Regions from separate parts of the Homo sapiens genome. Here all the other regions are linked to region 1. Evidence: chromatin loops called from intact Hi-C (ENCODE). Cell type or tissue: GM12878. All regions are shown on one strand. Region 1 overlaps LOC107984867 (a long non-coding RNA gene). Region 2 has its middle 520 kb from the start of GOT2. Region 3 has its middle 450 kb from the start of GOT2. Region 4 has its middle 350 kb from the start of LINC02141.

Region 1 (8,000 bases):
CTCCCTCCTCTCCCTCTCCCCCTCCCCCTCTCCCTCCTCTCCCTCTGCCTCTCCCTCCACGGTCTCCCTCTCATGCGGAGCCGAAGCTGGACTGTGCTGCTGCCATCTCGGCTCACTGCAACCTCCCTGCCTGATTCTCCTGCCTCAGCCTGCCGAGTGCCTGCGATTGCAGGCGTGCGCCGCCACACCTGACTGATTTTCGTATTTTTTTTGGTGGAGACGGGGTTTCGCTGTGTTGGCCGGGCTGGTCTCCAGCTCCTAACCGCGAGTGATCCGCCAGCCTCGGCCTCCCAAGGTGCCGGGATTGCAGACAGAGTCTCATTAACTCAGTGCTCAATGGTGCCCAGGCTGGAGTGCAGTGGCGTGATCTCGGCTCGCTACAACCTCCACCTCCCAGCCGCCTGCCTTGGCCCCCCAAAGCCCCGAAATTGCAGCCTCTGCCCGGCCGCCACCCCGTCTGGGAAGTGAGGAGCGTCTCTGCCTGGCTGCCCAGTCTGGAAAGTGAGGAGCCTCTCTGCCCGGCCACCATCCCACCTAGGAAGTGAGGAGCGCCTCTTCCTGGTCGCCATCCCATCTAGGAAGTGAGGAGCGTCTCTGCCCGGCTGCCCATCGTCTGAGATGTGGGGAGCGCCTCAGCCCCGCCGCCCCATCTGGGATGTGAGGAGCGCCTCGGCCCGGCCGCAACCCCGTCTGGGAGGTGAGGAGAGTCTCTGCCCGGCCGCCCCGTCTGAGAAGTGAGGAGACCCTCCGCCCGGCAGCCGCCCCGTCTGAGAAGTGAGGAGCCCCTCCGCCCGGCTGCCACCCCATCTGGGAAGTGAGGAGCGTCTCCGCCCGGCAGCCACCCCGTCCGGGAAGGAGGTGGGGGGTCAGCCTCCCGCCCGGCCAGCCGCCCGTCCGGGAGGGAGGTGGGGGGGTCAGCCCCCCACCCGGCCAGCTGCCCCGTCCGGGAGGGAGGTGGGGGGGTCAGCCCCCCGCCCGGCCAGCCGCCCCGTCCGGGAGGTGAGGGGCGCCTCTGCCTGGCCGCCCCTACTGGGAAGTGAGGAGCCCCTCTGCCCGGCCACCACCCCGTCTGGGAGGTGTACCCAACAGCTCATTGAAAACGGGCCATGATGACAGTGGCGGTTTTGTGGAATAGAAAAGGGGGAAAGGTGGGGAAAAGATTGAGAAATCGGATGGTTGCTGTGTCTGTGTAGAAAGAAGTAGACGTGGGAGACTTTTCATTTTGTTCTGTACTAAGAAAAATTCTTCTGCCTTGGGATCCTGTTGATCTGTGACCTTACCTCCAACCCTGTGCTCTCTGAAACATGTGCTGTGTCCACTCAGGGTTAAATGGATTAAGGGCGGTGCAAGATGTGCTTTGTTAAACAGATGCTTGAAAGCAGCATGCTCGTTAAGAGTCATCACCACTCCCTAATCTCAAGTACCCAGGGACACAAACACTCTGCCTAGGAAAACCAGAGACCTTTGTTCACTTGTTTATCTGCTGACCTTCCCTCCACTATTGTCCTATGACCCTGCCAAATCCCCCTCTGCGAGAAACACCCAAGAATGATCAATAAAAAAAAAAAAAAAAAAAAAAAGAGGAGTTGGAGGTAGAGACAAGTTAAGTAAAGCTTCTCAGTTATGACTGTTAAAGTGGTACATGAAGGATGAATAGGAGTTCATAAGTTAATCAAAGGGAAGAGAGGGTTCTAGGGCACAGCATAAACAATAGCAAGGAAAAGTATAGCATCTTCAGGGAACTCCAAGTAAATTAGATTAGAGCCAGAAGAAATGGGTAAAATAAGGAGGAGAAATGAGAAAAAAAAACACAATTCTCATAAATGTTAGGTTGCAATTTTTTGAAATGACCATAATGGAGTTATAAGCAAACTTGAATAAAATATTAATGTCACATAAGGATAGATCACTTGTTCATTTTTACCTAGTTTGTGGCAAAACTAAACCTAGAAGCTGTCTCCCAACTCCAAGTGTGGTGCTCTATCCTCCAGACCAGTGGTTCATAAACAAGGGTCCCAGGACTAACAGTTTCAGCACTACCCAGGAGATTATTAGAAATACACATTCTCAGACTTCGTTCCAGAACTACTGAGCGAGAAACTCTGAGGATACAGCCCAGAAATGTGGGCCTTTAAAAGCCCTCCACCTGATTCTGAATTACACTAAAATTTGAGAATTGCTGCTCTCGACCATGTTGTGATTTTCACATTCCCAAGGAATTTTCACGAAGGAAACTAAAGGAAAAGCAAAGATTGCCTCTTTTTTTGGTCAATTGAGAAAACAGCCTTATGTTCATAATAAAACTCTATCAATCAAGGACTTTGTGAAAATGGTATGAAAACGTTCTGCTTGAGGGAGTCCTTTGATGGCCAATACCCTAGCAGTCACAACAGGTTCAGGTGGCTGGAAAAATCAGTTACAGATGTCTTTTAGGTGCGAGCTATGTGAAGACCCAAGAACAGGTGCCCACCAGTGTACCTGCTGGAAGGAGTAAGGAGAGAGAAAGAAAATTATAAGAAATGGAAGAAGATGGTCACCTCTTTTCCCTAGAGTTTACTAAATTTATACTTCAAGAACTCAAGTAAGTCAATTCTCAACTTTGCAACATTTTAGAGTTTAGGGGAATGTGAACAAAAGTCTATTGGGTCATTTTTACCGTCACTCACCCCTGTGTTCTCAGTGCCTGGCTCAGTTTCTTGAATATAGTATGTATTTAATAAAAGATTGTTAACTATATAGATGACATAATTAGTACACAGAATAAACTAATGTTTTGAGTGTATGTCTACAGACGACTAACCAAAAAAGTTAAAAATAGACTGAAAACAAAAATTAAAGCTGATTTTATATAACTGAACATAAAATGTTTGAAGAAATGCAGTCTGAACACAAAGGTTATCGCATTGATTTTTCTGAAATTAGAATCATTCTGCATCCAATCAACCTGCCTCTCTGTTGCTGACATCCACCATTGAAGAGATGAAGAAAAATCTCATTTGTGCCAGTATCTGGCAAACTAGCACAAGTTAATTAGTCAATTAAACTATCAGTGTAATAGGGAATGTTACAAACTAACATTAGCAGGTTAAGAGAGGCGAGCTGTATAATTCATAAAGAGAAATACAAGTCCACAACAGGAATTCAGATGTAGCTTAAATAAAGATGAATCGTGGCAAAACTGAATTAAAGACAGGGTCTGAGTGACCTCTAGTGTTACTGAGAAGAATATTAAGAAAGTAAAAGAAAATAGCCCATGATTCTGAATCCTAAGTGTGTGTGTGTGTGTGTGTGTGTGTGTGTATGTGTGTGTGTGTTGTATAAGCTTCATTGCAACATAGTTATCATTTCATCCATTTAAAAGTCAACTAAGAAACAACATGTAGAATTTCACATTTCAGTCTTCATCACTGAAACTCTCTGTTCTGACTTACCGACTTAGTATTAAAATGTCTTCTTTTGTATATATACAAAAGTTTGAGATCTCAGCCTTACTACTCAAATGCCTTTGGGAAAAACAGTCTTGTATTAAATGTTAAATAACACAAGGTTTCCCAGATGATATTGGGAAAAGGTCAAGGGAATACAGAGAAGCAATAAAGTCATTCCAATTTTAATGTTCAGAGAGAATGCTTACATTCAGTTGCTTCACCTTCTAATGTATGCATTGATTTTTCTAAAAGCACAAGCTCTGATCACCTTCAATCAAGATTCTTCAAAACCCTCTGATTACCTACCAAATTAAGAACCCATTCTTAGGTGGATTATTCAAGGGCTTCCATGAAATGATCCCCATGACCTTCATTTCCTCTGAAGAAGGCACTGCTGTATGTCACCACACCAGTATCATTCCTGCACATGCAGACTTCTCACATACTAATGTCTTTTTTAACTTCTAGAATTCCACAAACCTTTGTGTAAAGATAGTCCCAAATCTTGGAAGGGCTTGCAGCTTATTTTTAATAATGTCCTGATTTCAACTCCTATTTCTATCACCTGCTAAATGTGTAATTTTTTAAAAATTGCTTAGCCTAACTTAACTCAGTTTGATCATCCCTGATACAAGGATCATGAATATATTACCCCCACTACCACTGCATAACAGAAAGTAAAGAAGGGTAGAATGAAATCAAGGTCAAATACCATCTCTGTCATTGATTAACTTTGGCATTCTGAAGAAGACTGTCACTGTCTTAGTTCCAGTTTCCTGTCTATAAAACAGGTACAATTATAACCAACTTTATAATATTAACATGAGGATTAAAAGCAGATGGCTTATATGAAAAAGAACCCAGTGTACCCTAGGCACTCAATAAGTACTTAACTCTGCACACTCTGGGACCAGTGCTTCTGCCCAACTCTTCCATTTGGGGTAGGGGCATGGATGTTGGGTGAGGCCATCAAGCTTTCTAGCTGAAGTTTCTGCTTATCCTAGACCTCCTTTTCCTATTGCAAACGTAGGTCAAAGATTCAAGAAGATGTTAATAGCACATCTAAGGCATGGTTACTATGGGCCACCTGATCATCACATTTAGTTTTCACCTACAGTCTTGACCTCTTGTGTCTTCTGCTATAACTTACAGGATGGCTCATTCAGCTCTAAGCTATATGCAGTAAAATTATTTTAGCCATAGTCTTGGTCTAAGCCAGGCTCAGGGTGAAAAGTTAAAACAAAGCTTTATTGTATGGTTCCACTAATATGAGATGCCTAGAGTTGTCAAACTCATAGAAACAGAAACTAGAGTGGTGGTTTCCAGGAGTGGAAAGTGGAAAGTTGTTTAATGGGTATACAGTTGCAGTTTTGTAAGATGAAGGTTCTGGAGACCAGTTGCACAACAATGTGAATATATGTAACACTACTGAACTATACACTTAAAAGTGGTTAAGACTGGCCGGGCTCTGCAGCTCATGCCTATAATCCCAGCACTTTGGGAGGTTGAGGCGGGAGGATGACTTGAGCCCAGGAATTCGGGACCAGCCTGGGCAATATAGCAAGACCCCATCTCTAAAAAATTAAAAATTAAAAATGTTTTAAATGGTCAAAAAATGTTTTAATTGGTACCAAAACAGAGATATAGACCAATGGAACAGAACAGAACCCTCAGAAATAATATCACACATCTGCAACCATCTGATCTTTGACAAACCTGACAAAAACAAGCAATGGGGAAAGGATTCCCTATTTAATAAATGGTGCTGGGAAAACTGGCTAGCCATATGTAGAAAGCTGAAACTGGATCCCTTCCTTACACCTTATACAAAAATTAATTCAAGATGGATTAAAGACTTAAATGTTAGACCTAAAACCATAAAAACCCTAGAAGAAAACCTAGCCATTACCATTCAGGACATAGGCATGGGCAAGGACTTCATGTCTTAAAACACCAAAAGCAATGGCAACAAAAGCCAAAATTGACAAGTGGGATCTAATTAAACTAAAGAGCTTCTGCACAGCAAAAGAAACTACCATCAGAGTGAACAGGAAACCTACAGAATGGGAGAAAATTTTTGCAATCTACTCATCTGACAAAGGGCTAATATCCAGCATCTACAATGAACTCAAACAAATTTACAAGAAAAAAACAAACAACCCCATCAAAAAGTGGGCGAAAAATATGAACAGACGTTTCTGAAAAGAAGACATTTATGCAGCCAAAAGACACATGAAAAAATGCTCATCATCACTGGCCATCAGAGAAATGCAAATCAAAACCACAATGACATACCATCTCACACCAGTTAGAATGGCAATCATTAAAAAGTCAGGAAACAACAGGTGCTGGAGAGGATGTGGAGAAATAGGAACACTTTTACACTGTTGGTGGGACTGGAAACTAGTTCAACCATTGTGGAAGTCAATGTGGCGATTCCTCAGGGATCTAGAACTAGAAATACCATTTGACCCAGCCATCCCATTACTAGGTATATACCCAAAGGATTATAAATCATGCTGCTATAAAGACACATGCACAAATATGTTTATTGTGGCACTATTCACAATAGCAAAGACTTGGAACCAACCAAAATGTCCAACAATGATAGACTGGATTAAGAAAATGTGGCACATATACACCATGGAATACTATGCAGCCGTAAAAAATGATTTGAGTTCATGTCCTTTGGAGGGACATGGATGAAGCTGGAAACCATCATTCTGAGCAAACTATCACAAGGACAAAAAACCAAAGACCGCATGTTCTCATTCACAGGTGGGAATTGAACAATGAGAACACATAGACACAGGAAGGGGAACATCACACTCTGGGGACTGTTGTGGGGTGGGGGTAGGGTGGAGGGACAGCATTAGGAGATATACCTAATATTAAATGACAAGTTAGTGGGTGCAGCACACCAACATGGCACATGTATACATATGTAACAAACCTGCACGTTGTACACATGTACCCCAAAACTTAAAGTATAATAAAAAAAAATTATGAGATGAAATTCATTATCCCTTAAACACAACTTCTTTAGGCATCTCCATGACAGGTCACATAACACACAGTGAGCTTGCATGCAAGCATACCAACACACACAGAATAGGAAGGGTAGTTTGTTTGCTTTGTTTGTTTCTGTTTGTTTTGAGACAGAGTCTCCCTCTGTCGCCCAGGCTGGAGTGCAGTGGTGCAATCTCGGCTCACTACAAGCTCTGCCTCCCGGATTCAAGCGATTCTCATGCCTCAGCCTCCTGAGTAGCTGGGATTACAAGCATGCACCACCATGCTCAGCTAATTGTTTGTGTTTTTAGTAGTGATGAGGTTTTGCTATGTTGGCCAGGCTTGTCTCAAACTCCTGGCCTCAAGTGATCCACCCACATCAGCCTCCAAAAGTGCTGGGATTACAGGCCTAAGCCACTGTGCCCAGCCTCTTTATTTTTAACATAAACAGAATTACGACATGAGGTAGGATAGTTTTTGTCTAATAACATAATTTTTCTAACTGGCCCCACACCAATATCACAAATTCTACATTATTTTGACCCCATGTTCAGGATGGGAAAGAGTACACCTCCTTGAATGCCACCTAACATATAAGAAAAGGTTTTGATTCTAACTCATTTGGCTAAAAGTAAAAGGAATAAAGGGATCCACATTCATCTTCCACCTAGAGCAACTTGGGCAGAACCTGGGATAAGGCCCCAGTATAAATAGCTTTGAATTCCTTTCAATTATTACCAGGATTTTGTATGATCCTTAAAATGATTTCTCAACAACAGTTAGCAGCAATTCCTGATACTCCTGAAAACTTAGAGCAAAGGAAGGAGTCCCAAAGCCACCTCCAGACCTGTGGCCCTTCCTGCTGAATATGCTGGGGGGAAAAAAAGGAGAAAAAGCTAAAAGTCTGCACTGCTGCTTTCTCAGATTGGAAATTCCAAATTACTTTTTTTTTTTTTTTTTAATTTTTTTTTTTTTATTATACTCTAAGTTTTAGGGTACATGTGCACATTGTGCAGGTTAGTTACATATGTATACATGTGCCATGCTGGTGCGCTGCACCCACTAACGTGTCATCTAGCATTAGGTATATCTCCCAATGCTATCCCTCCCCCCTCCCCCGACCCCACCACAGTCCCCAGAGTGTGATATTCCCCTTCCTGTGTCCATGTGATCTCATTGTTCAATTCCCACCTATGAGTGAGAATATGCGGTGTTTGGTTTTTTGTTCTTGCGATAGTTTACTGAGAATGATGGTTTCCAATTTCATCCATGTCCCTACAAAGGACATGAACTCATCATTTTTTATGGCTGCATAGTATTCCATGGTGTATATGTGCCACATTTTCTTAATCCAGTCTATCATTGTTGGACGTTTGGGTTGGTTCCAAGTCTTTGCTATTGTGAATAGTGCCGCAATAAACATACGTGTGCATGTGTCTTTATAGCAGCATGACAAAAGCCAAAATTGACAAATGGGATCTAATTAAACTAAAGAGCTTCTGCACAGCAAAAGAAACTACCATCAGAGTGAACAGGCAACCTACAACATGGGAGAAAATTTTC
Region 2 (8,000 bases), 410 kb before region 1:
ACAAGCCCCGCCCTCCAACACACACTCTCCAGCTCTGTGACAGCACTAGTTCAACTAGGCAAGGCAGAACCACAAAAACCACAGCTTTGCTTCTGCTACTAGAGGGTGTTCACTTGATTTGGAGTTTAAAAACTTCAGTTTAAAGAGAAAATCTTAGAGGCAAGCAAATAGGGAGATAGTGCTCCCGCTAGCCTGAGATTGTGGTCCTGTTTGGAGTAATAAATGGACTTAGGGAAATAAGCTGAGATAAGCTTGATAAACTCGTCACACAACCCAGATTGATGCAAGGATGTGCACATGTGCAGCAGAGACGGGAGAGGGTTTAATCCACATGTACGTTGCTGGTTAGCAGACACTGTGTGCACATGCAAAGAGATGCAGAAAATCTCAGCAGAAAGTAAAAGTCTGACCAGACTTTAACATGGCCTGAAGTTTTTAATGTATTCCTGAGTCTGGAAATCCATCCTCAGAAAGTGGAAGCCTTGCTGGTTGAAAGTATTTGAACACAACCTCCGACCAATGTTTTGACTAGTCACTTTGCAGACATAGAGGCTAACCCTAGGAAGAGAAGTTTAAAAAATAGAAGTGACTGGGCGCCGTGACTCACGCCTGTAATCTTAGCACTTTGGGAGGCCGAGGCAGGCGGATCACTTGAGGTCAGGAGTTGGAAACCACCCTGACCAACATGGTGAAACCTCGTCTCTACTAAAAACACAAAAAAATTAGCTGGGCATGGTGGCGGACGCCTGTAATCCCAGCTACTCGGAAGGATGAAGGCGGAGAATCACTTGAACCTGGGAGGCAGAGGTTGCAGTGAGCCAACATCGTGCCACTGCATTCCAGCCTGAGCAATAGAGCGAGACTCCATCTCAAAAAATTAAGAAAAAAGAAATAAGAACAGAAGCCAACTAAACCCAACGCAAGCAGATAAAAGAAATAATAAATATCGGCCAGGCGCAGTGGCTCACACCTGTAATCCCAGTACTTTGGGAGGCCGAGGTGGGCAGATCACGAGGTCAGGAGATCGAGACCATCCTGGCTAACACGGTGAAACCCCGTCTCTACTAAAAATACAAAAAATTAGCCGGGCGAGGTGGCGGGCGCCTGTAGTTCCAGCTACTCGGGAGGCTGAGGCAGGAGAATGGCGTGAACCCGGGAGGCAGAGCTTGCAAGTGAGCTGAGATCGCGCCACTGCGCTCCAGCCTGGGTGACAGAGCGAGACAAAGAAAGAAAGATGAAAGAAAGAAAGAAAAGAAAGAAAGAGAAAGAAAGAAAGAAAGAAAGAAAGAAAGAAAGAAAGAAAGAAAGAAAGAAAGAAAGAAAGAAAGAAAGAGAAGGAAGGAAGGAAGGAAGGAAAGAAAGGAAGAATAAATATCAGTGAAAACTAATGAAATACTGAAAAACAATAGACAAAAATGAAAACAAAAATTGCTTTTTAAAAGATGAACTGACATGCTCTTACTTAAATTGACCAAACAAATAGGAGGGAAGGCTCACATTGCCAAATTCGGAGTGAAAGAAAGAATATCATTGCTGACCCTACATAAATTATAAATTTATGAGGAACTATTATCAACAACTTTATGACAACAACTTAGACAACTTAGATGGTATGAACAGATTTCTTAAAAAACTGAGATTACAAAACTATCTAAAGAAGAAATTGGACAATTCGAGTTGGACAATAACATATAAATGAATTAGTCATTTAAAATCTTCCTACACAGAAGATTTCACTGGTGAATTCTATGAACTATTCAAGGAAGAAAATATCAATCCTTTAAAAATTCTTTCAGAAAATAGAGAGGAAGGGGACTTTTCCAATTCATTCTTTGAAAATAATATTAGCTTTCTCTAAAGCCAAACAATGACATCAAAAGAAAATCCATATTTCTTATGAACGTAACCACAAAAATACTTAACAATCACAAACTGAATTCAGGGACATATAAAAATGATTATACACTATGCCATGTTGGGCTTATCCAGAAATATAAGGTTGATTTGACGTTCAAATCTCAATATGTAATATACCATATTAATAAAATAACAGACATAAATCAAATGATCATCTCGATAGATGCAGGAAAAGCATTTGACAAGTGTTCTGAGGAGTGTTCTATGAGTTTCTGGGATGACATTGGGAATGGACTGGCAGATTGATAAATTGGGTTTAGAAGAGTAGAAGTGGCAAATGTCCTTTCATATGGTGACAATGTGGAATTCTGAAAGGCAAAGGAGGTGAGGCCTACATCAATGGGACACTTACTGGCGGTGTTGCTTCCATTCCTGGATGACATGGTGATGGGTGGGGTTCCATTAGGTTTAGTTATGGTAGTTCTTCCTCCTTTATAGGCCTTCACATCTCCCTAGACACAAATCCATCCCAGAATTGGTCTCAGGTGAGACTCAGTCAACTGGTTCTTCAGAATCCTGACACTCAAGTAATTATTCTTTTTTCCCCCTTACCCAACTGTGTGACTGCCATCACTAATTTTAGAATGCAAATAGACAAGCTATTCTAATTCCCTTTCTCCAGGAAGCATGGACTATAGAATGTCTTAGTACAAATTCAAGTTTTATCATTTACAAAGTATAGAAAGTATAGTAAGAACTGATATCTGACTCTATGAATTAAATTTATTACTTGTTGTGTGACCTTACACTCTCTAAACCTCAGTTTCTATAGCTGTAAGATGACAATTATAAGAACAGTTACTACCTAAAAGAACTACTGTGAACATTAACTGAGGTAAGATATTTAAAGTGCATAATATGTATCTGGCACTAGTAAGAATTACATGAATTTTAGTTATTTTATTTTTAGATGTGATATTTGTCCCTGAATTTTAAACTTTTCACAGGCCTTCAAAGAGCTTTATATTCTGGTCTGAATCTTCCTTTTGAAATCCATCTCTTACTGTATATCTCCATTCACCATGAACCTCAGCCTAATTAAACGACTCAATCTTACTTGGACAGCATATAACTTAACTGTAGGAAAAACACTATGGCATCAACAAAGTTAAACAAACAGTCTCTTACATATTATTTTACATTCAGCAAAATGTAATTAAAGTGATTTAAAGATACTATGAATTTTTGACAGTTGTCTCCCCAGGGGACTGGCTTGATGTGATATTAAAATACGTTTTATTTTATCTACTGGAAATTCAAGAGGAATGCTCTCTGCAATTCAAAAGGGACGAAAATCTCAGAATAAAAAATTCATTTTCAATCCCTGCAGAGTTCATTATGAACAACAGAGTGCTAGAAATTAAAACATTTGAATGCATTTAATAAGGTTCTATAATGGAATGACATTCATGTTTAGATAGATTCTCTAGTCTTTCTCCCTCTTTCATCTCTCTAAATTCTATGGTTAGGGAAAAAGTGAAATACTGATGTGATTTAATTGGTTAATTATGGCTAGATTCATCAGCAAAGTAAGAGAGCTGAAGCAATTATCTAGATTATTAAAGTTTAGAAACTGTCCTTCCCCCTGATATCTTGATATCCCAGTCAAAGTGGGTCATGACTATTACATTAATTGAGACCAAACTATTTGTGGTTGCAGGAATGTGCATGCTTAAAAAATAAAACTAGAGTATTTAGGCCAGAATTAATTGAATCAGAAGAGGAGATTAAGGCAACATAGAAAGTTACTTAAATTTTTAACTTTTTTCATCTTCCTTCATATACTATACTTTAACTAAATTACCTATATAATACTGAAAGAAAAATACTTTTGCCTAATTATTCATAGAATTAGCTTAAGGCCATTCATCAATAAAATGTGTGGTATTTGTTTTGAAATATTTTTTAAATGGTTTTGAAATTTTCGAAAAAGAGTTTACTATATAATTCATGTTACTCTTACAACTGAATATATACTAGTAAAAAGAAATCCTCAATATCGGTAATACCTTATTTTCAGTTTGTTTGTATAAATGTGGATTGATTCCCTTGATCAACTTTGGACACAGCCATATTCCACCTTTAAATTACTTATCTTTATGCAGCTGAGTAAGTTTCAACATAAGGCTAATCCAAAGAAAAACATGTATGTATTTTTCCTGTCTCTTATTATACAACTTCTGCATTATATTATTTTTAAATATCAAGGAAAAATAAACTTCAATAATCTGATTATTATGATAATCAGAATTTGGTATTATCTACACAAACTCTTTGTCCTAATTAGTTTCTTTTAGGAAAAATTACATTATCCACACACATCTAGTAGTTACGATTTGACAATCTGTACCTCATATAACCAAATTTTATTACACACACATTTCTTATGTTATTGGTCAGGAACTTAATTGCTGTGAAAAGCTCTGGGAGAGGCTTCAGATGGACTTTTGAATAATCATGTCATCAGGAATTTGACATGCTTACTCACCTATTAATTCTAAATTCTATTGTGTAAACGTCTCATTCAGACAGGCTGCCCTTCTTGGTGTTCTCTGTAATTTCTACATTTACAAAATATTTTTTCAGTAACTCTTGAATAAAAACAAGTGGCTATTTTAAATAACACCAACAGAAGTTCCAATATTAAATCCCGCCAACTTGATTTAAGTTCCATTTTCCATTTCCCAAGCAAGTAGTTGTGTCCACAGATTTGCAATGCTTGGCTAACCTAGATTGAGTTGTATGTTGACTCCCATACTGGTGTTGGGATGAGCCTCACTCAAAGTGCCCTGTATTAGTCAGATTTTGCTTGATTATCCGGCAATAACAAAGACCTTAAAATCAAAGCTCACAACAACAAATGTTTCTCATTTGTGAAATTTGTGATATCAGCTGTGGATAGACTATGGCTCTGTTTCTGGCCATGTATCTTCTCCATTCTGGGGTCTAGGCCGAAGGAACCACTCTATTTGGGACATGCCACATTCAAGGTAGAGAATAAAGAGCAAGAGTTTTTTTTGCTTGTAAATGACTTGAAGCTTCGGCCTCGTACTGATATATGCTACTTCTGCTTACATTATATTGACCAAAGCAAGTCATAGGGAAAAGCCTAAGAATGCAGTAGGGAAATATTAAATAACACTTCTCCCACTGAAAGAAACCATCATGGCAATGGATAGGGGTGAGAATTCTTGTTCCTAGAAAAAAGAATACATTTAGGATAATAATACAATCTACCACGTACATACTTAAAGAGTCAGAAAGTTTCATTCCACAAGGAGATTTCCTACAAAATTACAACAGATTTCCACTACAATCATCTACTCTCACACTCTGAAGCTCCAGCTGAACTTTCAGTGCAGAGTATCTCTCAGTCCTAAGAGACTTAACATTAAGGTCGCATATGTGAAAGATTAGTCAGAATGCTGGGTGTCCCATATAGGCTAGATAGGGTGATGTGTAGCAACATTAAAACAAGAAGGAAAAGATGTGCTTCAGGAGCTATTTGTAAGCACAATGTGGAAGATCCAGAGTGAATAACTGGACAACAAAACTTAAAATCTGAGCTGAAACAAAACAGAGGTATATCTACATAGATTGATTTAGCAATTTGAGAACAGTAAGTGAAAAATACAAAGTGAAAACAGGAAGAATGGCAAGTTTAGGACTAAACTCCAACATGCTGTTCAGTTTAGCAATTTAGTAGTGCTTCTTTAGAACTTTAGCACTAAAGTATTAAAGTACTTCTTTTTTAATGTAAACAAAACATTATTATAAGTGCCCTTTCTTCCAGATTCCCTAAACTTTTTTCTTGGACTCAGGGACTAGTTTCCTTCTTATTCTATGTATTTAATCTCTGTCTAATTGATCTCATTGATTGATATCTAAGATCTAACTGATCTATGTATCTAACTAATTCAGGACCATTTATCACAGTAGGACCCTTTTGGTAAATCAATTGGCCATATGTAAATGAGTTTTTTCTAGGCACTCTAATTTTCCCTATTTAAAAATAAAGCTTTTTAACCTTGTATTAATGCTGCATGGTCTTGTTTACTATTGCCAGCAACTTTTGATCAAAAATGGCACCCTTTGATTAATTTAAGCATTGGTCCAATTAGTTATTCCACAATGGGAAATTACTCACAATTAAAGAACTAAACAGCAGCGAACACATTATCCAGGTATTGACAAACAAGATACTTATGCCCAATAATAAAGCTTTTAGGCAGGCAAGAAATTTATGTGTGACAGCTCTTCATTTGGAAATCACAATATGTGACCACCAGCTCTAGGGTTACCATGCTAATTTGGATCTTAAGGAATCATGGTGATGAAAGAAAGCACTTTTTTTTTTTTTTTTGAGATGGAGTCTTACTCTGTCACCCAGGCTGGAGTGCAGTGGCATGGTCTTGGCTTACTGCAACCTCTGCCTCTTGCGTTCAAATGACTGTCCTGCCTTGGCCTCCAGAGTAGCTGGGACTACAGGTGCCCACCACACTGCCTGGCTAATTTTTGTATTTTTAGTAGAGATGGTGTTTCACCATGTTGGCCAGGCTGGTCTCGAACTTCTGACCTCATGTGATCTGCCTGCCTTAGCCTCCCAAAATGCTGGAATTAGAGGTGTGAGCCACCACTCCTGGCCTGAAAGAAAGCACTCTTCAGGGGAATGTTCTTGCAGCTGATTGTTGATAGTGTATACACCAGAAAATCAACTGGACAACTCGAAAATAAAAATGAGACATAAAAAAAAAGCTGCTCTTTTCTCAGTAAAACTGATAATTACAGAGCCATGCAGTTTGTTCTGCTACTTACATTACCCATATTTCATAATCAACATTTTGAGGGCTTTTAACACTTTAACTGTTTTGCAATTGATCTGATTCTTCTAAAGAGTTATGTATTTCTGAGATGAGTTTTTTTTATTTGTTGATTGCCAACAAGCTGCAAACAATAATATGTAAAGACACCTGAGTTAATTTGAGTGGCTTTTCCAGGGCTTCTCAAGCTTTAATGTGCATATGGTTCACCTGAGGATTGTGTTACACTTCAGATTCTGATTCAGTAGGTCTGGAATGGGACCTAAGAGTATGCATTTCTGATAAGTTGGTCTGCTGTTGATCAGCTCACAAGTTAAACATCATGTCAATGTTGCTGGTCTGCAGACCACACTTAGAGGAGCAAGCGTTTACACAGAAACTTGGAAATATTAAGTCAGCAGCAGGCTGGGCTTGGAAAGTGGAATACAGGCACCGTTGGGAGGACTGGAACCCCATTTTTCAAGGACTGGCAACTCACTGACTTAAACTGAGGATTTTATGTACTATCAAATAAGAGAAGCCTTACTATGGGTCTCCGCATCTTTGCCCCTATGCTATTTGAATCCTAATCACCTCTTACCCCAATCAGTAGAGCAGCCAATTGACCAGTCTCCCTGCTCCCTCTTGTGTCTTTTTAAAGTTCTTTCTCAGGCCAGGCACAGTGGCTCATGTCTGTAATCGCAGCACTTTGGGAGGCTGAGGCTGTCTATACTTCATAACTATCCACAATCTTTCTGCTATTGCTACATTTTTACTTCCCTTGGACCTTTGTTTGTTTTGTCTTTTTGTTTTTTTGTTTTTTAAGACAGGGTCTTGCTCTGTCACCCAGGCTACAGTGCAGTGATGTGATCGTGGTTCACTGCAGCCTTGACCTCCTGGGTTCAAGTGATCCTCCAACCTCAGCCTCCCAAGTAGCAGGGAACATGGGCACATGCCACCATGCCTAGATAATTTCTAAATTTTATGTAGAGAGACAAGGTATCCCTGTGTTGCCCAGGCTGGTCTCAAACTCATGGGCTCAAGTGATCCTCCCATCTCAACCTCCCAAAGTGGACTTTACATTTTTTTAAATCTTTGCATTGCCACTTCCTTCTACTGCTTGATAGGTAACACTCCATCTCTGAGTAGATGCTTCAAAGGGTGGCTTCCTAGTTCATTTAGAAAAACATACTAAATCTTTGATAAGGCCTTAAAAAGGGACATAATCTCTTAATGTCTGATCAAACTTTAGTTCCTCACCTATTTAATCAGGCGGCCAAAGTG
Region 3 (8,000 bases), 340 kb before region 1:
AACTTGCCTTCACATTCCCTACATCACTTGATTTTCTGAAGCCTTTGGTTCTTTTCCTGTCTTTGAGTTGAATTACAGCTTGAATTCCTATCATCGTCTCTGCTTAATTCCTGAGGCCATCTTTATACGTGCTGTCTTTGTGGCCTCCAACCTGCCTCCAAGCCACACATGTGTAACCAAACCAAGTAGTCTTTTTAAAAACCTTGCACACATTTGTCTTGATTCCTTGATAAGAACTAAGCCTGAGAAGTCTACTTTATATTCACATTCATCCACGCTTTCAAACTATTTTCCCTCCCTTAGACTTGCCTATTTGATTGTTAAGGAACCTAGCCAATCATACTAAAAGTGTTCAGAGAGAAAACTGTATGTGGGCCTGAATTTGTCAGAGTTGTTTTCCATGATTAAGCAGGCCTTGAGCATGACGTTAAAAATGGAGGGATGACTTAGATCATCAAGAAATGTAGAAAGAATATAATTTCATTAAGGGGTTGAAGGTGAAACTATCATAAAATTCACATTTCTTATTTTTCAGTAATAGGTGTTTTTACCTAAAATTTAAAATAAAAGATAGACTTGCCGGAAGTGGTGGCTCATGCCTGTAATCCTAACACTTTGGGACACTGAGGTGAGCAGATTGCCTGAGCTCAGGAGTTCGAGACCAGCTTGGACAACATGGTGAAACCCTGCCTCTACTAAAATACAAAAAATTAGCCAGGTGTGATGGTGTGCACCTGTAGTCTCAGCTACTCAGGAGGCTGAGGCAGGAGAATCATTTGAACCCAGGAGACAGAGGTTGCAGTGAGCCAAGATCATGCCACTGCACTCCAGCCTGGCCAACAGAGCAAGACTCCATCTCCAAAGGGGGAAAAAAAAAGATAGACTTATATCAGGCATATACGCTGCCCCAGGCATTTTTCTGTGTATTTATATATGATTCATATTGATAACTAATAGGCTTTGGATAGAAATGCTAGCTAAAAGATGGAGACTCCAAGGCAAGCTAAATGGCAGGACAGGCTAAATCCAATCTTTGTACCTTGGAGGCTTTTTCCCATCACAAGACAGATGATGTAAACCTAGCAGAAATGAAGTCTTAAAAAGATAATTACTTATGGAAGACTCTTTCTCAAATGCAAATTGATGCCTGGAGCAGTTACCTTAATGCCCCCCTCCACTCTCCCATACCACTTAGTACTTTCTGGAGAGCTTTTCTACACTTAAAAAATAACATTATTGTAATTTTAACTGTATTTCAGGGGCATTGAAGAAAGGACCTAGATGTTTACAGCTTTCAACTTTTTAAAAAACCCAAGTACTCCCTAGCTGTGTTGATTATAAGGTTGTTTTTTTTTTCTTTCAATTCTTTATTCTAACTTACTCTTTGGTATCAAATTTATGATGACCACCATCAATTAAGCAAAAATTTGTTCTGCTGTCTGCCATTTGCCTTTCAGCTGTATTTTCACTGCTATAGACTGAATGTTTGTGTCTCACACTCCCCAAATTTATATGTTGAAATTCTAACTCCAGTGTGATGGTATTAGGAAGTGGGTCCTTCGTGGGTGACTAACTTATGAGAGTGGCGCTCTTATGAATGGGATTAGTGCCCTTCTAAAATAAATTCCAGAGAGCTACCTCACTTTTCCACTATGTGAGAACAATGGCAAAAAGTCAGAAGTCTGCAATCCAGAAGAGAAGCCTCACCAGAACTCAATATGTCGTCACCCTCACCTTGGACTTATGGTGTCCAAAACAATGAGAAATAAAATTCTGCTATTTAAAAGCCAGCCATTGTATGACATTTTGTTACAGCAGCCTGAACTGATTAAGAGAGAAATTGGTGCTGAGAAGTGGGGGTGCTGCTGTAACAAATACCTAAAATGTGGAAGTGACTATGGAACTGGGTAATGGGTAGAGGCTGGAAGAATTTGGAGGTGCAAGCTAGAAAAAGCCTACATTGCCTTGCATTGCCTTGAACAGACCATTAAAGGATATTCCAATGACAGCTTAGGAAGAAAAGAGGAGACCTATGAAGAAAACCTCAATCTTCTTAAAAGAATATCTAAGTAATCATGAACAGAATGTTGATAGAAATAGACAGTAAAGGCCAGGGGCGGTGGCTCACGCCTGTAATCCCAGCACTATGGGAGGCCAAGACAGGCGGATCACAAGGTCAGGAGATCGAGACCATCCCGGCTAACACGGTGAAACCCCATCTCTACTAAAAATACAAAAAATTAGCCGGGCGAGGTGGCAGGCGCCTGTAGTCCCAGTTACTCGGGAGGCTGAGGCAGGAGAATGGTGTGAATCCGGGAGGTGGAGCTTGCAGTGAGCCGAGATAGCGCCACTGCACTCCAGCCTGGGGGACAGAGTGAGACTCCGTCTCAAAAAAAAAAAAAAAAAAAAAAGGAAATAGACAGTAAAGCCCATGGTAATTAAATCTTGCACAGAAACTAGGAACACACTATTGGAAACTGGAGAAAAGGTGATCCTTTTTATAAAGTAGCAAAGACCTTGTCTTTATGTCCTAGTATTTTGTAGAAGGTATTTAGCTGAAGCTATTTCTCAGCAAAGTGTTGAAGGTATGGCTTGGTTCCTCATGAATATATATATAGCAAAAAGTGAGAAAAGAGAAATCACTTAGACTAAATTATTATGCAAAAATGAATCAGAACTAAAAGAATGAAAAATATTCCAGTCTATCCATATTGCAAAAAATGAGAATGATAAGGATGTGGCCAAGTGTTGATAATGAGATTCATTTGGATTAGCCATCTCAATAAAAGCCAGAAACAATTCTCCAAGACAATAGGAAAATAACTCTGAAGACAATTCAGAGACCACCAGAGCTGCCACTCCCATCATAGACCCAGAGTGTGAGGGCTCAAGGGCCACAGTAGTTTCAAAGGAGGGGCTGCCATCACCTGTAGGACCCTGGCATATGCTGGCTCAGCACTGCCTAACATCAGGAGCACCACTGCCCATACTCTGGTGCTGTGCTCCTCAGTTGTCCCAGGGGCAGCTTCAGCAGGCCACAGTGTGGTGCAAGCTACAGTGGCAGCCCCTCCGAGGGCACAAGCAGCAAATTCAATCTTTGGCAGTGTCTGCATAGTGCTGGTGCACACAGTGCACAGGCCAGAGGGCATAGATGCCTCCACCTAGGTTTCAAAAGACACAGCCACCTGAAGCCATAGAATAGTGACCTCTTCCTAAGAAACTACAGGAGTAGGGGCCCAGGAGACAGCCACAACCAGAGCAGGGCCCAGACAGAGGCACTGTAGGACCTTCCCATGGAGCCATGGGAGGTGACATCACTAACCCAGTGGGCCTTCAGGTCAAAGCATTAAGCCAAAGAGAATTATTCTTTTTTTTTTCTTGCCCTCACAGTAAAAGCTAAGAAAAGGAGAATTATTCTTGAGCCTTAAGATCACATGTCCAAACTACAAGACAATTTCCACATGATTGTAATTTGGACTACAAGACAAACTCCATGTGATCTGTTACTCCTTCTTTTCTATTTCTCCCTTTTGGGATGAAATTGTCTAGCTTATGCCCATCTCATTATTGTACTTTGGAAGCACATAACTTTATTGGCTTCATGGGTTCACAGCTGGAGGGCAATTTGCCTCAGAATAAATCATACCTTGAGTCTCATCCATACTTGATTTAGATGATATTTAGGTGAGCATTTGGATTTTAGACTTTAGAGTTGTTGCTGGAACAAGTTAAGACTTTGGAGGCTGTTGGGATGTAATGAATGTATTTTTATGTGATAAGACCATGAATTTGGGGGGTACAAGAGTGGAATACTATAGATTGAATGTTTGTGTTTCCCAAAATGCATATATTGAAATCTTAAGCTCCGACATGATGGTATTAGGAAATGGGGCCTCTGGAAGGTGATCAGGTCATGAGAGTGGAACCCTCACAAGCAGCATTAGTGGCCTTATGAAAGAGACCCTGAAGAGCTCCCTCACCCTTCCACCATGTGAGGACACAGTGAAAAGACATGAACAGGAAGCAGGCCCTCTTCCAACACCATATCTGCTAGCCCCTTGACCTTGACTTTTCAGCCTGTAGACTTGTGAGCAATAAATTTCTATTGTTTTTAAGCCACACAGTTTATGGCAGCCTGAACAGACTAAAACTATCACTACCTAATAGTCATTCATGTAGAATGTTAGCCTAAGAGCAGGGCTCTGGAACAAATCCGTTTGAGTTAAATTCTCAGCTCTGTCACATGTCACAATAAGAGTATGGACACATTGCTTAGCCTTTTTGAGTTTAAAGTTCCCTATTTGTAAAATGGCGATAATAATAGTATCTCCATCACAGGGTCTTTTAAAAGCTTAAGTGGAGTAATATTTATAAAATGCTTTGGAAGTTTCCTGACACATAATAAGTCCTTTTTGTATGTTATCCATTGTAAGTACCGAGATGTCAAAGTGAAGAGGGCAGGAATTTTTGTCTGCATTTTTCACTATTGCGGCTGTAATACCTAATACAGTTCCAGTGCAATGAATGAGAGCTCTTGTGCACAAAAGCATTTGCACTGAGAGAATAGGAGGAAAATTATAGGTCACCTAGACTAGTGGTTATCAAAGGAGTAACCTTGGGGCAATTAGCTTCTCCTGGGAACTTGTAAGATGCAAATTCTAAACAAGAAGAGCCAAGATGGCCGACTAGATGCAGCTAAGAAGGGCTTATGCCACCAAGAGACCAGACCATCAAGAAGACCAGCACACTCCGAGCAGATCTTCAGAAGGAAGGCACCGAGAGTGGACAAAGAGAGCACGCAGACCCTGGGCTGAAGTGGGAGGAAGCTGGGAAACCTGCATGGCTGAGCACCAGCACTCATTCCTGGCCCCAAGCAGCTCCTAAGAAAGTACTGAGTTAAATAGATGTAGAGTGGCTCACTCTCACCATAGACCTCCAGAATCCTAGCTGAAGGAGACCCCATGACCCCTACAGACATTTGAGCTGGCAGCAAGAAATGCTTGGAGAGTTGGCAGTGACAGGACTTTACCCTGTGCAGAGCCCAGAGGGTTTGGCTCAGGAATACCTGCAATGGAGCATGGCCTGGGACACCCATCCCCCAAAGTTCACCACACTTTTCTTTTCTTTTCTTTTTTGAGACGGAGTTTCACTCTTGTTGCCCAGGCTGGAGTGCAATGGTGCAATCTTGGCTCATCACAACCTCCACCTCCCAGGTTCAAGCAATTCTCCTGCCTCAGCCTCCCAAGTAACTGGGATTACAGGTGCCCACCACCATGCCCCGCCAATTTTTTGTATTTTTTAGTACAGATGGGAGTTCACCATGTTTGTCAGGCTGGTCTTGAACTTGTGACCTCAGGTGATCCTCTCGCCTCGGCCTCCCAAAGTGCTGGGATTACAGGCATAAGCCAAGTGTCTTTGGTCTTTGTTGACTGTTGAACCTGGACATAACAGAGCTATCCTGCTAGAGGGATGGGGCCAGTTTGATCTGAGCACCCTACTGTCTGATGGCCTTTCCCAGGGTCTCTGCCTGGCCTCACCCACTCACAACACAGCCTCAGATGCTCAACCAGGGCACTTCCCAGTAGTCAATGCCATAGCTCCTTCACCAGTAGATACTGTCTAACCATCAGAGAGCTTCTGCAGAAGAGCCCCTGCCGACATGCACCTGCATGCAGCCTCCCTGCTCCATTTTGCCAGTGCATACTTGCCTGTAGCCTCCCCTACCACACTGCTGCTGCACATGCATGCATAAACCTAGCCACCCCACCACCAACAGTGCACATGTGTGGACCTCACCACCCTACTGCCACTGGCACAGGCATGCACGCAGACCGTGCAACCACTGCCCAGCCCCACCAGCATACATGAGCATACGGACCACATCACGCCATCATTCAGCCACCCCGTTGCCACCAGCATGTGCGTGCACATGGACAACCACTGCACTAGTGCCCCACCACCACCAGCGTGCACATGCAAGTGCACATCCCACTGCCACCACCCCAACGAAGAGCCTCTGCCAGCACCTGTCATCAGAGTGTTGTTGCTGGCAGACTGGGAACACTTCAGCACAGCAGGTACTTAACCTCTAGGAGCCAGAGAACAAAGCCATGGGCCTGGTTCCAGCCCCTCAAGGTTAGAGCACACAGCCCAGGAGTGCTAAGGCAACGCTTGACCCCCATCCAGAAGTGAAGTTAGTTGACTAAACCCAACTTATACTGCAGTCAAAATCATAAGGGCATTAAAAAACATAAAAGCCAAAAGACAGCAACTTCAAAGATAAAAGGAACATCAGCCCACAGAGATAAAAATAAAACAAAAGAAAACAAAAAAAAAAACAGTGCAAGAATTCTGACACCTCAAAAAGCCAGCATTTTTCTTACCTCCAAACAATCACACTAGCTCCCCAGCAATGGTTCTTAGCCAGACTGAAACAGCTAAAATGTCAGACACTGAATTCAGCATATGGATGGCAACAAAGATCATCAAGATTTAGGAGAAAGTTGAAACTCAATCCAAGGAATCTAAGGATTTCAATAAAATGATATAGGAGCTCAAAGACAAAATAGCTATCTTAAGAAAGAACCAAACTGATCTGGTAAAACTGAAAAACTCATTACAAAAATTTTGTAATGCAATCAGAAGTATTAACAGTAGACTAGATCAAGCTGAGGAAAGAATCTCAGAGCTCAAAGATCAATTCTTAGAATCAGCTCAGTCAGGCAAAATCAAAGAAAAAAGATCAAAAAGGAATGGACAAAACTTCTGAGAAATACGGAATTATGTACAGAGACCATGCACCAAAAGACACATGCATGCAGCTTTATTAACAATAGCAAAGACGTGGAATCTACCTAGATGCCCATCAATGGTAGACTAGATGAAGAAAATGTGGCACATATACACCATGAAAGACTATGGCACCATAGAAAGATGAAATCATGTCCTTTGCCACAACATGGTTGCTACTGAGGCCATTATCCTAAGCAAATTAACACAGGAACAGAAAACCAAATACCACATATTCTCACTTATAAGTAGGAGCTAAACATTGAGTACACATGAACACTAAGAAGGGAACAATAGACACTGGGGCCTACCCAAGGGTGGAGGGTAGGCGAGGAGGGTGAGGACCAAAATACTACCTACTGGGTACTATGCTTATTACCTGGGTGATGAAACAATCTGTACACCAAACCCCTGAGACACACAATTTACCCATGTAACAAACCCACACATGTACCCCTTGAACCTAAAATAAAAAATTGGAAATAAATAAATAAATAATATTTTTGCCACAAAAAAATAATTTTTAAAAAATGCAAATTCTAGGCCCTCACTCCAGACCCATGAAATCAGAAATTCTGGGAGCAGAGTCTAGCAAGTTCTGTTTTTAAAAGCTCTACTGGTGATATCTTCAGTAACTAAATATTGTCTAACACATAATAGGGGCTCAATACATAATTGTTAAATATATTTTTTCATTTTATTTTTGTAATAACATGGTTATTAACAGTTATTTTGTAATAACTATGTTAAAATTCTATTATTCCAGAAAATTATACATGAATATTTAACTAAAGACAAGACACTAAATTCTGCTGCTGACCAAACACATCAGACTCAGGCTTCATGAATTATGCCACTGAAGTAGCTCTAATGGCCCAATAAAGTAAACACATAGTCCAGGGAATTTCAAGGTGAGTTGCAGTACTCTGTGTGGTTTAGCAAATATTTACTAAGCATTTACTACAAACCAGCACTTGTCATACATAATCTTATTGAATGCTTGTGGAGCCCCTACAGGATACATTGATTCATTTCTTTACTTTAGAGATGAAAGCCTTGAAACTCAAAAAAGTGAAATAACTTGCCCAAGTTCACAAAACTGACAAGTGGTAGAGCCAAGTACTGAAGACAAAGACATTAGACTCTGAAGATCAAATCTTTAACCACTTCACTATGTGTTCATTTAATAAGCCATGTGTGAGTACTCTGTA
Region 4 (8,000 bases), 1.4 Mb before region 1:
TGCATGCCATTCACTCCATTGCTAACCACTCTGTGAAGTCTTATTATGCACATCTTACAAATGAAGCAACTGAGGCTTATAGAGTTTCAGTATTTTCTTTAGGAAAACAGCATGTTAAGTGTCATCGCCAGATGCAAACCAGAAGCAGTGTAGTTTCCACTACTAGAATTTGTCTTTAATAAGCCCATAAACAGTCTTAAAACACTTGACAAGTCTTTGTGGATGCCAGTTATAAATGTAACTGGTCATTTCCGTCTAGAGAAGATGGTAGGGCCAATTGTCCAGCGTGGAGCACGCCCCTCATCACAGAACAGACATTTGATCATCTGAGTCCTGAATCAGGTGGAAGAACAGAGAAGCAATAGAAATCCAAATATGGTGGAAAAGGGGGAAAGTGAATGTCTGCAAAAGTCGTATCTTCTGCTTTCCAACCATGCCCAGACATTATTTAGAAACCTGACTAGGAATCCTCTGCAATACTTATTGGTCTTTGTACAAGGTGTTCTCACTGTCTGGTTTGGTTTTAACTTAATTCCATTCTACTGGCTAAGAAATTACTCTACCTTCTATTTTCCTATGCTTATTCATTCAGCCATTGTTTATTGAGAATCTCCTATGTGCTTAGGTGGTCTCACCATTGTCTTTTATATATACTTCTGTCATAGAACTTAACCAATTGTTGACATATTTTTGTCTTCTTTTGTATGAGAGTTCGTTTCTTGGATAATTTTAATTCCTAGGGATTCAGCAATGTAGAAGACACAAATTCAGCCCTTGAGATATTTGGGGTGCTTGTTACTAGGCACTTAGGCAAGCTGATGATATGAATGGATGAATGAATGAACATTTAGATTAGCCAACTGGATACTTTTGGGAACTTAAAGAAGAAAAAGTTCACATGATGGTCTGGTGACCTATTACAATTATCTGATAAGAATAAGGGAAAGCCTTCAAAATATCCATTTGCACACATTTAAAATCAAGTGTTAAATGCTCACATAGGTGCTAGAGAAAACATAGTCAGTCTATTTGGATGCAGAAACTCTTCCTCATGTGAATAGGACATATTAGTAGTGGCAGGGCAGAAGAATCAATTCCTTTATTATTTAATGTGTGCAGTAATTGGGGCTCATTTTAATCTTCTGTGAAACTGTGAGACAGATTGATAGCTATTCAGTGCAGACATAGAAAATGGCTTTTGACTAAGCTACAATCTCTACAGAAGGATGAAGGAGCAGACTAGTGTCTAGGTATTGGTTTAAAGTTTGAGAATCACTTTAAGAATATTTGGGGAAATGCAGGTTACCAGGCCTACTACAGGGATTAAGCTTTAATAGATCTGCTTTATGAAGTTAGAATCTATGTATTTATGTTTTTATTTTATCAGATTCCTAGGCAACTGTAGCACCAATTTTGGGACGCATTTCTTCATGCATGAGGACCCATGAAGTGTGATTAGACTGATGAGTGCCCAGGGGACTGTTGAACTATGCCACTAAAGAAAAAAAAAAAAGATTTCCAAAAAGTATTTTTTCCAAAGAGTATTTTCCCTTTTCAATCTTGAGAAAGATCTGCAGAGCTTATTCTCTGCATTGCTAATGAAGGCAGTGCTTTATATTAAAGGTTCCCTGCTGTGGAGCTAGCAACGTCAGGACCAGCCTCAGCTTTTAAGTGTTAATGATCATCAGCCCTTCTTTCCCCAGAGGAGTGAAGCAAGTTTCTCTGTCCTCTTTAGGGTTTCTCAGCACCAGACTCCAGTGTGGGCCTGATATTCTGGGAACTGTCAGACAGCAGAGGCCTTCCTCTAAGGTGTAGATTTGTTCTCCAAAATCAGTCTCTCACCTTTCCTGTTTGCTGCATGTAATCCGGGGATTAATGATGGAATCCTTCTCCAAAGAAATGTCTTTCTGAAAATCTGTGAGTACATTTAGGGTGTGAGAGACTGATAGAAAGGCTTGTAGTGGGGTAGACTGGTTCAAAAAGGGATTGGCTAATGACTAGGTGTCTAACATTTGCTACTTGATACCTTCAAGTTTCCCCCTCTGTAAAATGAGAATAGTAAATCTGCCCTTAAAAAGTTAATTCTCATAATGTGCACATATACATTGATTGACTTTTACGGACCAAGCACACTGCTAGGAAGGGCTATATGTTTATTAACAAAGTGTGCTTGGATGGGCTGCCTGTTCATAAAGAAACAGTCAACATCTCTGCCTTTTGGAATTTGGGAAGAAGCCAAGGAGTGCTGATATAAACAGCCAGATGCCCAATTTCAAATTATGATAACTTTTGTGAAGTAAGAGATGCAATAAAAGATTATATCAAAGGGTAAAGGGCAAGATTGGAATACTTAGAATGGCAGAATCTTCCTGGGGAAGTAACTTGGGGGAACACAGTTAAGCAAACAAAGAGCTGGAGGAGGCATACAAAACAGAGGAAAACGTGAATAAGGTCCTGAGTTAGTGGGGACTTCACCAAGGAGAGAAAAGGAGAAAAGGCCAATGGCACCAGGAAAAAGCAATACGTTTGGAGTTTGGAGAGCTGAATGGCGGCACAATCATTAACGGCCTAAGGAGCCAGAGATAGGAATTTGGGTTTTATTCTAAATATAATGAAAAATTATTTAAAGGGAAAAGAATATTCCAATTATGAGAGTGACATTAAATATGACAGTTTCTCATATATAATAGGTATTCTATAAATAGTAGTTCTTCAGAAGTCATGATTCAGATTCCCAGTATAACTAAGTTTCCGTCCCTGAACATGACAAAACAACAGAATCACATTGGTTAGGGAACTCATCAAATTATGGACTGTCACATAAATTGGAACAGCCCAATCTTTACAGTACTCCAGTTCTCAAATCCGTGACTTGATCATATTTCCTACAAATGCTGAAATAAATAAAAGGGCATTGTTTCAAAATATAGAATGGGAAAATAGGTACTTAATGAATGTTGAGTGAAATAAAATATTTTTAAACAAAACATTTTTATATACAAAATCACTTTAAAGCCTATATGGAATGGAAAATTCCTAAATACCTTCTCTGTTAATTTCATGGTGGATATCATTAACCTAATGCTTGCTGATGAAGAGGGTATGCTTCAGGGTGGTTAAGTAACTTTTCCAATGACATCCAACTAGTGAATGAGAGCTGGGAAGACCAAGCAAGCCATATCACTGTTTCTTGTATTTACAAGTTTAAATTCCTAGACTGCAGAGTTCCTGTAGTTTTCATTTGAAATAGAAAACAATGCAAGTAGTAGAAAAGAGAGCAGGCTGACTAGGCAATTAAATGTAAAGTTACCAATAATTGATAGCAGGTAAAAAGATTATGCAAGTGAGCTGTGCGCTGTGGCTCATGCCTGCAATCCCAGCACTTTGGGAGGCCGAGGCGGGCAGATCACCTGAGGTCAAGAGTTCAAGACCAGCCTGGCCAACATGGTGAAACTCAGTCTCTACTAATAATACAAAAAAATTAGCCAAGCGTGGTGGTGCACACCTGTAATTCCAGCTACTCAGGAGGCTGAGAGGCTGAGGCAGGAGAATTGCTTGAACCAGGAGGCAGAGGTTGCAGTGAGCCGAGACTGGGCTATTGCACTCCAGCCTGGCTGACAAGAGCAAAACTCCCATCTCAAAAAAAGAAAAAAAAAAAGATTATGCAAGTGAAATATTTAGTATTTTGACTGGCCTAATGACAACAGAAGACAACAAAACCTCAACTCCCATGGGACTAAGAATGGGATTAAACCAAATCGCCTACATTTGAATAATAACAAAAATCTTACTTGGTTAAAAATTAGTAAGGCTATTCCAACTAGAAATTAAATCTAGTGGTATTTAGCATTTAAAATAGAATAAAAGGGCACCCTTACTCTTCAAATAATATCTAAACCAATCCCCCCTTTCAGTTCATGCTTCTGGATTTAACAAGGCAATCTTAATTTATCATCATAATGACTCACAACGATGATGTTAGTAACCATGCAGTGTGAATACATGGTGAAAGGCAGTTTAGAAATTGTAATACAAAGAAGAATGATGCATGAGATTTCTGAATAAGATGAAAAGGACAGCTGCTGTTGAATCAGAAGTCCTGGCTCTGCTGTATGCATGGCATAGGTCCTTGTTCAACTGAAAAGCAGTTGGCCTCAGTTTCTAGCTGCCCTTCCCCAACTATAAAATATGAATAACACTCACTTCCATAAGATAATGAAAATGAAAACACTTTTCAACACCATGATGGTGTTTGTTGCTACATTTAATGAATCTAAATTACTTATTTTTATTTATTTTTTATGTTTTTAGGAGCAGAGGTTTAATAGGCAAAAGAAAGAGAAAGGAGAAAGGAAAACAGCTCTCTCTCTAGTGAGAGAGAGGGGACTTCCGAGAGAAAAAAGGCCCTCTAAATCACTTTTTAAAAACAATTCCTTTAACAGGGATATGAAAAACCATGTAAAATACAAATGTCAGCAATAAATGTAGATGTTGGAGTCACATATCCTTCCTCCAAATAGTCAATTCTCTTCAAACGATTTGCTTATTGGTGTTACTGTTTTTTGTTTTTTATTTTTTCCCTCCCTTTTCTTTTTTCTTCCAATCACAGATATCAAAGATGTGTTTCTTCATGGAAGCCAGCAGGTGGCTCTCTGGTGTACTACTGCCAAAAACAAAAAACAAACCCCTCAAATCCCCAACTTTCTTATAATCAATCCACTGTGAAAATTTATAATAATCCCCAAAACGGACAGCTAGAAAGCTCACATACAATCATTACTAACATCACAACCCTCCTTTAGTGCACTAACTTCAAAGGTGAAAAACAGTAGTTTAATTTCTGTTCAAAACTCAACAAGCTAGAATGAATTTCTCACCATTCTGACAGCTTCGCATAGGGAGGTAATTTGTTTTTTTCCTCCTCCCTATAGTAAATAGTATCCATTAGAACAAACAAATGACAACAAGCAAATTCAACGAAGAACACAAACATGAATACCTAAAATGGCAGAGTTTATGTTTCTGGAGGACCAGTATTAATAAAGTAAATGACACGAGTTTAGTATTGATTTATTTAAACTCATTATTGTCCTTATAGCATTCATTTCATAAATCTCAAAACAACTTTGAGCCAAACTCTGCTGAAGTCATATTGTTATAGGAAAGGGGTCCCGATCCAGACTCCAAGAGAGGGTTCTTGAGTCTCATGCAAGAAAGAATTCATGGAAGCCCGCAGTGCGAAGGGAAAGCAAGTTTATTAAGAAAGTAAAGGAATAAAAGAATGGCTATTCCATAGACAGAGCAGCCCCGAGGGCTGCTGGTTGCCCATTTTTATGGTTATTTCTTGATTATATGCTAAACAAGGGGTGGATTATTCATGCCTCCCTTTTTTAGACCACATAGGGTAACTTCCTAAGGTTGCCATGGCATTTGGAAATTGCCATGGCGCTGATGGGAGTGTAGCAGTGAGGACGACCAGAGGTCACTGTCATTGCCATTTTGGTTTGAGTGGGTTTTGGCTGGCTCCTTTGCTGCAAGCTGTTTTATCAGCAAGGTCTTTGTGACCTGTATTTTGTGCTGACCTCCTATCTCATCCTGTGACTTAGAATGCCTTAACTGTCTGGGAATGCAGCCCAGTAGGCTTCAGCCTCATTTTACCCAGCTCCTATTTAAGATGGAGTTGCTCTGGTTCACACGCCACTGACAATTTTAATATACATTCAGTCAAACTTCTGGTCAGATATAATAGATTAGTGTGTAGTTTCTGATAACTAATCATTATCCCCAGGTTTCATAGGTATGCCATGCCATGCTCACTACTCAATTGAATATATTATACTCAGAATCAGGTTCGTGATTTACAAGATATTGATCTAGGGGAATAGATTATGATATTATACCATGGATCTCTGAATTTGAGGCACAAACTGCAGTTTGGATAAAGACTGTTTAAAAGACAGTTATGTATTTAGATTTTTAATCATTACTAGCTAGAACAGATTATCTCCAGCCACACATTTGTTTCTGCCAAAGGAACTCAGAGTTTACTGTAAATATGGTTTATTAGGAAAGAAATGCTACAATTTTGGGTGCTACTCAAGGCTGGTAACTTGAATGAATTAATTACTTATGGCTTTAAAGTTAATTCTTACTTGAGGCTTTATAATCATACATATTTTAACATCAAAAGCTTGATAGTAAAAACTAAAAATGATTTTTAAAAACTCTCACAGTATTCCAGATTTGAAATGGAGCAGGTTATTTGTGTGTTATTTTGTAAAGGAAGAAAATTAACTATCCTAGATATTAAGATAGATTCCCTTGGGGAAAAAAAAGAAAAAGGAAAGTAAATATGCAGATTTTGGCTTCCCATCTAGTTGTGGAAGTTACAGTGATATAGTTATGAAACCTGCTTTTTCTTTGTCTTTTTTTTTTTTTTTTTTTTGAGACGGAGTTTCACCATTGTTGCCCAGGCTGGAGTGCAGTGGCGCGATCTTGGCTCACCGCCATCTCTGCCTGCCGGGATCAAGCGATTCTCCTTCTTCAGCCTCCCGAGTAGCTGGGATTACAGGCATGCACCACCATGCCCGGCTAATTTTGTATTTTTAGTAGAGATAGGGTTTCTCCATATTGGTCAGGCTGGTCGCGAACTTCCTACCTCAGGTGATCCACCCGCCTCAGCCTCCCAAAGTGCTGGGATTACGGGCATGAGCCACCATGCCCGGCAAGACGAAACCTGGTTTTTTAAGATTCATAACCATGCTGTAGAATCAGCACATCAGATTCCCCACCCCGACCCGCTGCCACACACACAATTACTGACTCCTTTGCTCAGGACCGTCTGGCAATCTTTTTACACCATCCTTCTTATCAAGGCAGCTAAGAGTTACATTTACAGGCATGTACATCTGCAAACTCAGTCTTAATCAGTGACCAAAACTGTTACAGTAGGAAGTGTCAATTGAGACAAATGATGAGACAAGTCTCAATTATTTTAGGAGGTTTATTTGTCAGAGTTAAGGACGTGCACCTGTGACACTGCCTCAGGAGGTCCTGATGACATGTGCCCAAGGCAGTTGGGGCACAGCTAGGTTTTATTCATTTTAGGGACACATGATACATCAATCAATACATGTAAGAAGTATGTTGGTTCAGTACAGAAAGGCGGAGACAACTCAAAGCAGGGAGGGGCTTCCAGGTCACAGGTAGGTGAGAGAAAAATAGTTGCATTGTTTGAGTCTCTGCTAAGTCTTTCCAAAGGAGGCAATCAGAATTTCACTCACGTCCGTGTGAAGAGACCACCAAACAGGTTTTGTGTGAGCAAGAAGGCTGTTTACTTCACCTGGGTGCAGGTGGGCTGAGTCCGAAAAGAGAGTCAGCGAAGGGAGATAGGGGTGGGGCCGTTTTATAGGATTTGGGTAGGTAATGGAAAATTACAGTCAAAGGGGGTAGTTCTCTGGTGGTCAGGGGCGAGGGGACACAAGGTGCTCAGTGGGGGAGCTTTAGAGGCAGGATGAGCCAGGAGAAGGAATTTCACAATGTAATGTCATCAGTTAAGACAGGAACAGGCCATTTTCACTTCTTTTGTGATTCTTCAGTTACTTCAGGCCATCTGGATGTATATGTGCAGGTCACAGAGGATATGATGGCTTAGCTTGGGCTCAGAGGCCTGACACAGAACATGTATCCATTTCTCAGTAAGCAGAGGGATGACTTTGAACAGAATGGGTGGCAGGTTTGCCCTGAGTAGTTTCCAGCTTGGATCTTACTTTTAGCTTAGTAATTTTCGGGGCCCAAAGTATTTTCCTTTCACCTCACCTAGTCAGACATAAACAGGGCAGGAGAGGTCTCCACCCTCATCCCCCCGGATCCAGGAATATCAGGTGACCATCAGGTGATGGTCAGGTGGTTGTTAACTGTCTCTCTAAACTCTCTAAAATAATAATACGTGCAGATGGCCCCAGGGAAAGGCAGCCTCCACATAGAGAAAACCTGAAAGC

Evidence for each region. Hi-C counts contacts between places; a loop is a spot of excess contacts. Peaks named below come from ENCODE experiments on the same cell type or tissue, not always from the same donor. Only the 100,000 strongest peaks of a DNase experiment are listed, where the experiment ranks them.
Region 2: it touches region 1 in a loop (2.7-fold over the local background); 3 of 110 quality-filtered maps call a loop at or near these places.
Region 3: a loop joins it to region 1, with 2.8 times the contacts of the local background. A loop is called at or near these places in 2 of 110 quality-filtered maps.
Region 4: it touches region 1 in a loop (4-fold over the local background); 6 of 110 quality-filtered maps call a loop at or near these places.

Annotation. Positions count from the first base shown.
Region 1 is chr16:58,839,095-58,847,094 of GRCh38, reverse strand. All of the region lies in intron 2 of LOC107984867 (a long non-coding RNA gene), which reads right to left. Among named protein-coding and RNA genes, the nearest start is that of GOT2, 110 kb to the right of the region's middle. In GM12878, no CTCF peak of the experiment used is centred here; a DNase peak (open chromatin) is centred at 3,124.
Region 2 is chr16:59,251,877-59,259,876 of GRCh38, reverse strand. No RefSeq gene overlaps it. Among named protein-coding and RNA genes, the nearest start is that of GOT2, 520 kb to the right of the region's middle. In GM12878, no CTCF peak of the experiment used is centred here; no DNase peak of the experiment used is centred here.
Region 3 is chr16:59,180,101-59,188,100 of GRCh38, reverse strand. No RefSeq gene overlaps it. Among named protein-coding and RNA genes, the nearest start is that of GOT2, 450 kb to the right of the region's middle. In GM12878, no CTCF peak of the experiment used is centred here; no DNase peak of the experiment used is centred here.
Region 4 is chr16:60,200,405-60,208,404 of GRCh38, reverse strand. No RefSeq gene overlaps it. Among named protein-coding and RNA genes, the nearest start is that of LINC02141, 350 kb to the right of the region's middle. In GM12878, a CTCF peak has its summit at 4,648 (motif pointing right); no DNase peak of the experiment used is centred here.